Linked DNA regions of Homo sapiens: region 2 is linked to region 1. The links are chromatin loops, found by intact Hi-C in ENCODE. Cell type or tissue: dorsolateral prefrontal cortex. All regions are shown on one strand.

What was found. A loop is a pair of places that touch in the nucleus more often than their neighbours do. Peaks named below come from ENCODE experiments on the same cell type or tissue, not always from the same donor. Only the 100,000 strongest peaks of a DNase experiment are listed, where the experiment ranks them.
Region 2: it touches region 1 in a loop (2.8-fold over the local background); 36 of 110 quality-filtered maps call a loop at or near these places.

The regions. Positions count from the first base shown.
Region 1 is chr22:29,038,597-29,043,596 of GRCh38, reverse strand. ZNRF3 (zinc and ring finger 3) reads right to left here. Exons shown (of 9, transcript NM_001206998.2): 3 at 1,028-1,102; 4 at 167-298. Among named protein-coding and RNA genes, the nearest start is that of ZNRF3-AS1, 9.6 kb to the right of the region's middle. In dorsolateral prefrontal cortex, CTCF peaks have their summits at 2,528 and 2,729 (motif pointing right); DNase peaks (open chromatin) are centred at 1,932, 2,716 and 3,026; H3K4me3 peaks cover 340 bases; H3K27ac peaks cover 5,000 bases.
Region 2 is chr22:29,242,820-29,247,819 of GRCh38, reverse strand. It overlaps EMID1 (EMI domain containing 1), which reads right to left. Exons shown (of 15, transcript NM_133455.4): 13 at 4,331-4,375. Among named protein-coding and RNA genes, the nearest start is that of RHBDD3, 23 kb to the left of the region's middle. In dorsolateral prefrontal cortex, CTCF peaks have their summits at 1,897 and 2,100 (motif pointing right); a DNase peak (open chromatin) is centred at 2,109.

The DNA.
Region 1 (5,000 bases):
GTAAAATTTCACCCTGGCCTTGAGTCCAATAGCTGATCTAAGCCTGCAGGAACCTGGGGTATGCCAGCATTTCAGACAGAGATAGGAATGAAAGCCCAAGGGAAATAAAGGGACAGGTAGTAGCAGAGAAGGCCCCGAGCCTGTGCCAAATGGTGCGGAGGCTCACTCGAGGAGGGCGGTGCTGGATCCTTGCTCGAGCCACTTTCTGCTTGTTGACGATGTTCATCAGCTTAATGGCATCTGCACCCTTCACATACACCACCGGCCTCTTGAGCGGGTCTTCAGAGCCCTGGTTCAGCTAAGGAAGAAGAGAGGGCTCTGGTTAAAAGGTGCGCTTACTTTAAGAAGCAGTAGAGAGAAAGAAAGGCTGGAGGGAAGGAACACTGAATACCTGTCTGGAATCCTCCAGCTCTTCCAACATTACAGCCTTGGAGCTCCCAGAAGAGCAAGGCTGAGAATGACGCTTGTTTTGGGATGGACTGGGCAAGCAGAAGGCCCAGAAAGGTCTTAGAAAATGCCCCCTGAACCCGGTGCAGTGGCTCACGCCTATAATCCCAGCACTTTGGGAGGCCGAGGCAGATGGATCACAAGGTCAAGAGTTCAAGACCAGCCTGGCCAACATGGTGAAACCCCATCTCTACTAAAAACACAAAAATTAGCCAGGCGTGGTGGCTCGTGCCTATAATTCCAGATACTTGGGAGGCTGAGGCAGGAGAATCGCTTGAACCCGGGAGGTGGAGATTGCAGTGAGCTGAAATTGCGCCACTGCACTCCAGCCTGGGTGACAGAGCAAGACTCCATCTCGGGGGAAAAAAAGAGAAAATGCCCCCTGTGCCCCAATTCCCTGGCTCTTAACCTCGCCCAGTATACCTCCTTTGGGAATTATGTCCAAACATGGACACCTAACTTCAGAAGACAAGAGCAAATGCTCTGAGATGAGGGTGACATGACCGGGACAAGCCAAGCTCACTAAAGGAAGTGCCTTTCTCAGGGAGGCTGCAGTGTTGGCATGGCCTGAGGAGCTTACCTGATCAATAGCTTCTGGGTTTTCAGACACATCAAAGATGACTGCAGTAGCTCCCCGCTGTACTGCTCGCTTGGCCTGCCAGAGTTAAAAAAACAGCAGGTTGGCCCTCTGGTCCTCTTACCTTTTCAAAGTTGGCCTTGGCAATCAGGCCTGTAATCAAATGCAGAATCTGACAGTTACCAACTTAGGTGACTTCAGGGATGTTACTTCACTTTCCTAATCCTCAATTTTCCCATCTATAAAGAAGGGGACTGATGACTAGAGTTAACAATAACATATAGTTTCAAATAGCTAGGAGAAGGACATTCCCAACACAAAGAAGTGATAAATGTTTGAGATAATGGATATGCGAATTACCCTGATCTGATCACTATACCTTGTATGTATTGAAATATTGCTATGTACCCCACGAATATGTACAATTATTATCTGTCAATTAGAAAACTTTTTTTTAAAGAGGACAATTTCACCTACCTTGTATGGTAATCATGAGGTCAGATGACTTATAATAGGGGAAAATACATAATTGATAACTTAACAAACTTTTGTCTTCCTATCCAGCCCAAATACTGAAAACAACCTACACATCAACAACCTGCCCAGTCAGTACAGAGGTATTGGTTTCAGTATTTCCTGTTTCAGAGCCATTGGCAACCAAAGCAAGTGCCTTTGGTCCATCTCATGCGGTTCCTTTTTCCTTCCCATGTCACCCAGTTAGAAGAATATATTGAGTATTTCTGAATGAGTCTCAAAATGGTTAATTTTAATAAGTGACACAAGCTGAAGACCTCTGGAGACACTGTCGGTGGTGGGAGCTGTGAAAAATAATTGTAAATGGGGTTTTGAAGCAGTTGGCTGCCAGACCTGGCTACACATCAAAAGCCACTTGGGAAGTTTGTAAAGCAGGTTTCCTGGCTCAAACCACAGAGACTGATTGAGCAGGGCTGGAGTCAGGCCCAGGAAACTGAGTTGTGTATGCTTTCTGGGGGATTCAGATGATTCAACTACTTGGGGAACTACTGATCAGAGGGATGAGATTAGAATGTTTTAGGAACAAATGAGAAGTGACGGGATTCTTTTTGGGGGAGGTGGGGGAAGGATTCCTTTCCATCCCAAAGAACCTTCTAATTCCATGTCCAGCTAAGGGGACAGCAAGGCAGAAGCTGTGGAAAAACAAGACTTAAGATATAGCATGGCTGGAGTTCGAGACCAGTCTAGGTAACATAGCAAGACCCCATTATCTAAAAAATAACAGAAAAATTAGCTGGGTGTGGCAGGACGTAACTGTAGTCTCAGCTACTCGGGAGGCTGAGGTAGGAGGTTTGATTGAGCCCAAGAGGTAGAGGTTGGGTTGTGATTGCACCACTTCATTCTAGCCTGAGTGACAGAGCAAGACCCTGTCTCCACAAAATATATACATACATACATACATGCATGTCCTGGCTTTTAGGAGCCTGAATCTTGTTAGGGAAGTAAGACACTTCTAATGTGTGTATGTATAGAAGGCAAACCCAGCCTTCTATAAGACGCGCAAATGATGGCTAGTGCTTAGAGATCAACAGAGTTACTATGGGCCACAGTGCTTGAGAAAGAATAAAATTGAAATTCCTTTCCGTAGGAATAATCGCTCTACATTGATGTGGCGTGAGAAAGCAAAGTTGCCCAGAACACAGCTAGACCAATAGCTCCACTGGCCCACTAGAGGGCAGTCTCACCCTATAGCTTTTACAACAAACCAATTCCTTGTATTTAGCACCAAACAGTACCAAAAACAACTTCAGTAAAATCTTCAGTATACTGCAAGTTCCTTGGCAGTTTAAGAAGTTCTGGCACTCTGGACAATCTGTCTTTGTCTTGCAGGGGACCCTTTCTTTTTGAATGGAGATTCAATGCATTGAAAGTCTCTGCCGATTGTCCACCACACCCTGTTTCATCACCAGATTGCTAGGCTAGGAGTCAGGAATGAATCCTGGGAGCTATTCCTGCCTCTGCCACTGGCATGCTGCCAACAGTGGACAAGTCACTCAATTGCTTTCAGCCTCAGCCTCAGTTTCCCCATCTGTTAAAAAAAAAAAAGGCGGTGGGGGATGGCTGGGCATGGTGGCTTATGCCTGTAATCCCAGCATTCTGAGAGGCTTAGGCGGGTAGATCACCTGAGGTCAGGAGTTCCAGACCAGTCTGGCCAACATGGTGAAAGCCTATCTCTACTAAAAATGCAAAAAATCAGCTGGATGTGGTGGCATGTGCTTGTACTCCCAGTTACTCGGGAGGCTGAGGCAGGAGAATCACTTGAGCCTGGGAGGCGGAGGTTGTAATGAGCCGAGATCGCACCACGGCACTCCAGCCTGGGCGACAGAGTGAGACTCTGCCTCAAAAAAAAAAAGGGGGAGGGGGTGCAGGGAGGCCGCCTATGTTATTATGACTAGAGTCCCTTCTAAATTCCCAGCCTTGGTCACTCAAATGAGAAGCAGCAGGCTATCAGAGCAACTCAGAACTACACTGGCCCTGTCACCCTCCTCCAGGAAGAGAGGATGCTGATGACACAGCTGAAAAAGTGTGAGGCGAGAGTGGCATCACTTTCCTCCACCATAGAGCTATCTATCTTTCTATCTATCAGAGATGGGCTTTCACTCTGTCACCTGGGCTGGAGTGGTGCAATCATAGCTCACTGCAGCCTCAAACTCCTGGCCTCGAATGATCCTCCTGCCTCAGCCTCCTGAGTAGCTGGGACTGCAGGTGCCTGCTACCATGCCAGGCTAATTTTTTTTTTTTTTTTTTTTTTTTTGGTAGAGACGAGGTCTCACTATGTTGCCCAGGTTGGTCTTGAGCTCCTGGGCTCAAGTGATCCTCCCATTCCGGCCTCCCAAAGTGCTGAGATCACAGGCATGAGCCACCATACTGGCTATCCATAGAGCTCTTTAGGGACACAGACTCCTCTGCCAGAGGCCAACAGCTCATGGATGCCAGAGTTAATATAATTGTAAGTAGATGCTGGTGTTTTCCGCTTAGGTGGTATCCTAGGCTTTTTCATAAATTCCTTCTCCAGACATAGAAGGGCCCTGAGGAAAAGCACTAAAAATGAGGAAATAAACAGCCCCTCTCATTCCTTTATTTGGCTTTCATTCCACAATCAAGCACATCAAACAGCACCCTCGGGGAAGGTACAATTCAGATAAGTCCAGATCAGGAGCGCGGTACCTGTGCGCTTTGATGCAGGTGCACCTGGAGAGTCTAATGGCCTCAGGATGAAAGGCTGCAGGATCTGGGGTAGGGAATGCCTTCCCAGGAGAGACATGCCTCAGGGAAGCCATTTAGCCACGTGGCCTTCTTAAAGTTCAGGCTTCCCTGCTCCGCCCGGAACGTGGAGGTCTCAAGGACTCAGAGGTTCCGGATGAAGCATGATCCATTTGAGAGACACAAAAGACGTTTTTCACAAAATCTAGGACATGGTGATATGTTTCCTGGTTTTTACAGTGAAGAGGGCAGGTCAGTAATAAGGCAGCTGGTTGTAGTTGCACGGGCCTGTAATCCCAGCTACTTGGGAGGCTGAGGCGGGAGTATCACTTGAGCCCAGGGGTTTGAATCTGTCTCTCTCTCTCTCTCTATATATATATATATGGTGCTTAAATTCCATTTACAGCTTGACTTCCAATACAACCAGGCAAAGGCACAGGATCTAAGGACATACCTTGTTTGAGAAAAATACTTCATTCGCACAGGTGATCTACTTTTAAAATAATATTTAATGTAAACTACTATTAAAATCAGTTTGTATTTCCTGCACACACCAGGACTGGACAGGAGGGGAGCCAAGCTAAGATCCTAAAGGGAACTTGCCTGTCAGAAGCCAGCTTAGGATTTAAAATAGGCCATGAATAACCCATATTTAGAAAAAGACACTTTTATTATACTGTTCTGAAAGGAAATTAAAAAAATACAGGCCAGGTGCAGTGGCTCATGCCTGTAATCTCAG
Region 2 (5,000 bases), 200 kb before region 1:
GTCTCTACTAAAAATACAAAAAATTAGCTGGGCGTGGTGGCTCATGCTTGTAATCCCAGCTACCCAGGAGGCTGAGGCAAGAGAATCGCTTGAACCTGGAGATGGAGGTTGCAGTGAGCCGAAATCACACCACTGCACTCCACCCTGGGCGACAGAGCAAGATTTTGTCCTAAACAAACAAACAAAAAAGCTCCAAAAATCTTTTATGGTGTATTTTTGCTGTACCTTTTCTATGTTTAGATACACAAATACTTACGACTGTGTTGCAGTTGCCTGCAATATTTAGCGTAGTAACGTGCTGTTTAGGTTTGTAGCCTGGGAGCAATTGGCTACACCATACAGCTGAGGTGTGTTGTAGGCTATCCCATCTAGGTTTGTGTATGTACACTGTATGATGCTCATGCCACAACAAAATCACCTAATGGCATATTTTCCAGGACATATCCCCATCATTAAGTGACACATGGCTGTACCAATAATTGGTCCATCTACAGGAAGGGCAGAATGACATTCATTGTACCAACTTTTCTGTATATCAAAATGCAAAATAGCTGGGTGCAGTGGTTCACACCTGTAATCCTAGCACTTTGGGAGGCTGAGGCGGGTGGATCACGTGAGGCCTGGAGTTCAAGACCAGCCTGGCCAACATGGCGCAAACCCATCTCTACTAAAAATACAAAAATTAGCCAGGCATGGCTACAGAGTCCCAGCTACTTAGGTGGCTGAGGCACGAGAATTGCTTGAACCCAGGAGGCAGAGGTTGCAGTGAGCTGTGATTGAGCTGTTGCACTCCAGCCTGGGCGATAGAGACTCTGTCTCAATAAAAAAGGAAAAAAACAAAATAAAAATAAACAAAAATATTGGGGAGGCCAGGTGCAGTGGCTCACACTTGTAATCCCAACACCTTGGGAGGCTGAGGTAGGAGGATCACTTGAGGCCAGGAATTTGAGACCAGCCTGGGACACATTGTGAGTTCTTGTCTGTATTTTTTAAAACATAAAATTAAAAAGAAAAATATGGGGAAAAGTGTTTTTAAAATCCACTGTTTGGAACTCCCTCAGACCAGGTGGCCTGATGTTTGCACTGATGACAACCCAGTCTCCTTCAGCCTGGCCTGCCCTCTGCACTCCGGATCTAAGTGTCTGGGCCTGCTGGACAACCCTACTTGGCTGTAACACAGACTCCTCCCGTTGGTCCACAGACAAAACTCAGCCTGCTTGCTTCTCCTGGTTCTCTTTTGCTATTTTAAGTCTCCCTTGACTCCTCACTCCCTTTTGCAGCCAGACCAGCACACAAGTGTCTTTTTGCTCCATCGACGGCTGTCTGTCCTCACTGGCTCCCACCCACTGCCCGGCTCAGTCTCTCACCAGGATGACCACGACAGCCCCCGACCTACTGTCTTTCTGCTTCTCCCATCCATTCGCCATGGCAATCAGAGGGATTCTTTGCAAATAAAAAAAACCTGACCGCATCACTCTGCTGCTTCTAGAGCCTTCAATGCCTCCCCACTGCCCTAGAACAAAGTCCAAATTCCTGAACGTGGCCTCCTACACCCTGAAGGCCTCTTTGGCCTCTGTTCCACTCTCTACCTGTCACAGTGCCACTCCAAGTATTTGCAGCTCCTCAAATATCCGAGGCTCCCTCTTGCCACAGGGCCTTTGCACCTGTTGTACCCTCGCCTCTGCCTGGACACTCCGTGCCTGGTTAATGCACCTTTCAGGCTTCACCTGGCTCCTCCGGGAGGATGCTAAAGTGTAAAGTGTTTATAAAGTTGACAGTCCTGTAGCTGCTGATTATAGGTCTTTTTTCCCTCACCTCACTGTGACCACCCTGAGGGTGGGGACTGTGTCTGAATTGCATCTGTGTAAACAGTGCCCAGCTCCAGGTCTGGTGCCTATGGAGGAGATGCTTGGGGAATGGTAGCTGGTTCTCTGGCCCTAGGAACTTAAAAGTCAGGGCTCCAGTTCCCGCTCTGCCAAGGATTCTCTCTGCCGAGTCGGGCCTCAGTTTCCCTGTCTGAATAAGGGGTGAGAGCTTTGATCCAGGTGGGCAGGCCCAGCACAGTCACTCCAGTTCCTGCAGTGCACTATCATGACCACCAGGTGTCACTGCTGGGCCACAGCCAGAACGCATCTGCAAGCTGCACTAAGGGAGTTGGTTGGTGAAGTGTACATAGGAGCCCTCGGGGACCTTGCCAGCACTGAACCTCATTCCCACCTGTCCCCAACAGAGCTGTTCCCCCAGCCCCCAAAGCTTCATGCAGCCCCCAGCCCAGTGGGTCCCCTCCCAGGCAAGCAGCAAGCAGGGGCAGAAGTGCAGGTAGAAGAGGGGCAGGAAGGTGGGTGGGCAGGGGCCCTGCTACCTCTTGCGGGGAGCCCACAGGTGGTTCTGGGTTCAAGGACTGGTCTAGGGTGGCCAGGGCATCCTGCCGGGGATTCTCATGAAGGGACAGGACTGCCCAATCTCTCCCACCCCTCCTGGACTGGGTGGTAAATGTGTTCCCAGACCAAGGGCCTCTGGGAGAGGCCAGTAATTAGCCTAGGGGAGGCAGAGAGCCAGGCTTGCATGGGTCTATCTGATCCCAGCTCAGCTCATGTCCATACTGGCAGTATTAAGAGACTCTGGAGCTACGGAGGATGGGTATGGGGTAGGAGGAGATTCAGGACAGCAGGGGCCAGGAGAGGCTAACTGGAGAGGTAGCAGGGCACCAGAAGTCATGGGCAGACACAGGGGAAGACTCGTGCAGGGTAGGGGGCTCCCACGGCTGTATCCATCACTGACCCCACAATCAAGAACTAAGAGGGCAAGGCAGGCACTGGGTGCCACCCACATCCTCACTAACTTGTGACTGCCAGGAAGTAGGGTGTCCCAGCCAGACTGCATGTGGAGGGGGAGTCACAATCCCCCCCACCGCCAAAAAGAGCTTCCTAGTTGTCTCTCTCTCCTGAAGGAGTGTCTGCCTCCACTCTGTCCATTTTCCAGATGTCTCCCCTGTCAGTGATGGTTTCCAGATCCCTGTGTCGTGGGGCTTTTGGGTATGGTATGTTTTAGGGTCCTCGTCTTTCCCCCACGTCTCTTGGGTGAGTAGATTTCTAGGTCCTAACCCGAAAATCCCTCCCCTGCAATGATTTTCAATGATTGTGAAGGTTTCTATTTTCTTTTCTTTTCTTTTTTTTTTTTTGAGACAGAGTCTCGTTCCGTCGCCCAGGCTGGAGTGCAGTGGCGCGATCTCTGCTCACTGCAACCTCTGCCTCCTGGGTTCAAGCGATTCCCCTGCCTCAGCCTCCTGAATAGCTAGGACTACAGGTGCGTACCACCATGTCCAGCTAATTTTTGTATTTTTAGCCCAAACCTTTAAGGCTAATTTTGTATTTTTGTATTTTTTTGTATTTTAGAGATGGGGGTTTTGCCATGTTGGCCAGGCTGGTCTCAAACTCCTGACCTCAAGTTATCTACCCGCCTCGGCCTCCAAGAGTGCTGGGATTACAGGTAGGAGCCACGGCATCCCGGACGATTGTGAAGGTTTCTAGGACCCCACATTAATCATGAGATTTTGCGGTGTGTGGTTTCTAGTTCCCCCTTCTTGTCCCCTTCTCATTTACTCTGTCTCCTGTATATGTGAGAGTTTCTAGGCTTCCCTTCTCATCCATCATGGGTCTCCTATGTATGTGATGGTGTCTAGGACCTTGTGTAAACTATAGGTCCTTTAAGTATAGAGGAGTCTAGGTCACCTGGCCTCATTAACCACATCAAACGTGTACATAGCAGTTTCGAGGCGTCTCTTCACAGGCTTCATGAATTTCCGATGTGTATGGTGGTATCTAGTTCCCTGTCCTTTTTACCACGTGGCTCCTATGTACCTCATCATTTCTAGGCCCCTTTCCTAGGTCCTCTATCCCATTCTCCTGTGTAGATATTGTCTTCATTCTTCCCTTTGTTCTGCAGACAAGGGAGCAAGCTAAGCCTTGGCTGGGAGGGGGCTATGGAGGCAGGGGATGCAGTCTGGCCTGGGTCAGCCCAAACCACCCAGGAGGAAAAGGCAGAGCCACCCTGGCCTGGAAAGGCCACAGAGGGAAGGTGGAGACAGGGACAGAGACTGAGACAGAAGGCATGGGGTCTGCTGATAGGGCTGGCCCTGCCCGGTTGGGAGCAACAAGATGGGGGAAGGAGTTGGGGCTGATAATTGCCAAGGCTCCTGCCTGGGAGACCAGGCTGTAGTGGGGATGTGGATGGGATGCTCCCACTCCCAGGGCCTCCTGGGGAGGGAATACTCTCTTGAGCATGTAGGGCTGAGAAGGCAGGGAGAGGCCAGTGCCAGGCCAGAGCTTACCCAGTGGCTCTTCTCACCAGGGTCTCCCTTAGGGCCAGGTTCCCCCTGCAAGGAGAGACAGAGATAGCAGCAGTGAGGAAGGCAAGGAGACAGAAAGGGACGGGAAAAAAAGAGGGAGGAAAAAGAGCGGGGAAAGGGAGAGAAACTTAGAGAAACAGAAAGTAGCTTGTATTGGATACAAAGCAAAAACCAACTGATTGAAGGCAACGGAAAGTAATAAAAAGCAGACAGACACTGGAGAATATTCAACCCTTAAAAGAAGGGAATGGCATTGGGTAAAATCCATGTATTTACAGCTTTTCCTCAGAGGGTGCACCTCAGCCCCATCAGCCTGGCAAAACAAGAGCTCAAGCAGAAAGTTTCAGTTTTATTGGCCTCAGGAATCAGAGGTTGAGGTTGCCAGAGAAGCAAGAAATTGATGAGAAATACTGGGAAGCAGGGAGCTACAAGTGGGGGAACTAAATCTGCATAAATGTTCCTTTCTGACGCTTGGATGGTCCCTGGATTGACCAATCACAGGGCAATACTCCAAGGAGCCCAGAGGGGGAGAACCAACAGATTGGTAGAACTGACTAAAGATGTCAAAAATTGCCCACCATATAGGAGACAGAGTTTAGAGTTCCAGTCCAACCAAGTTAGAGGTGCTTGTGAACACCTAAAGCTTTCTAAT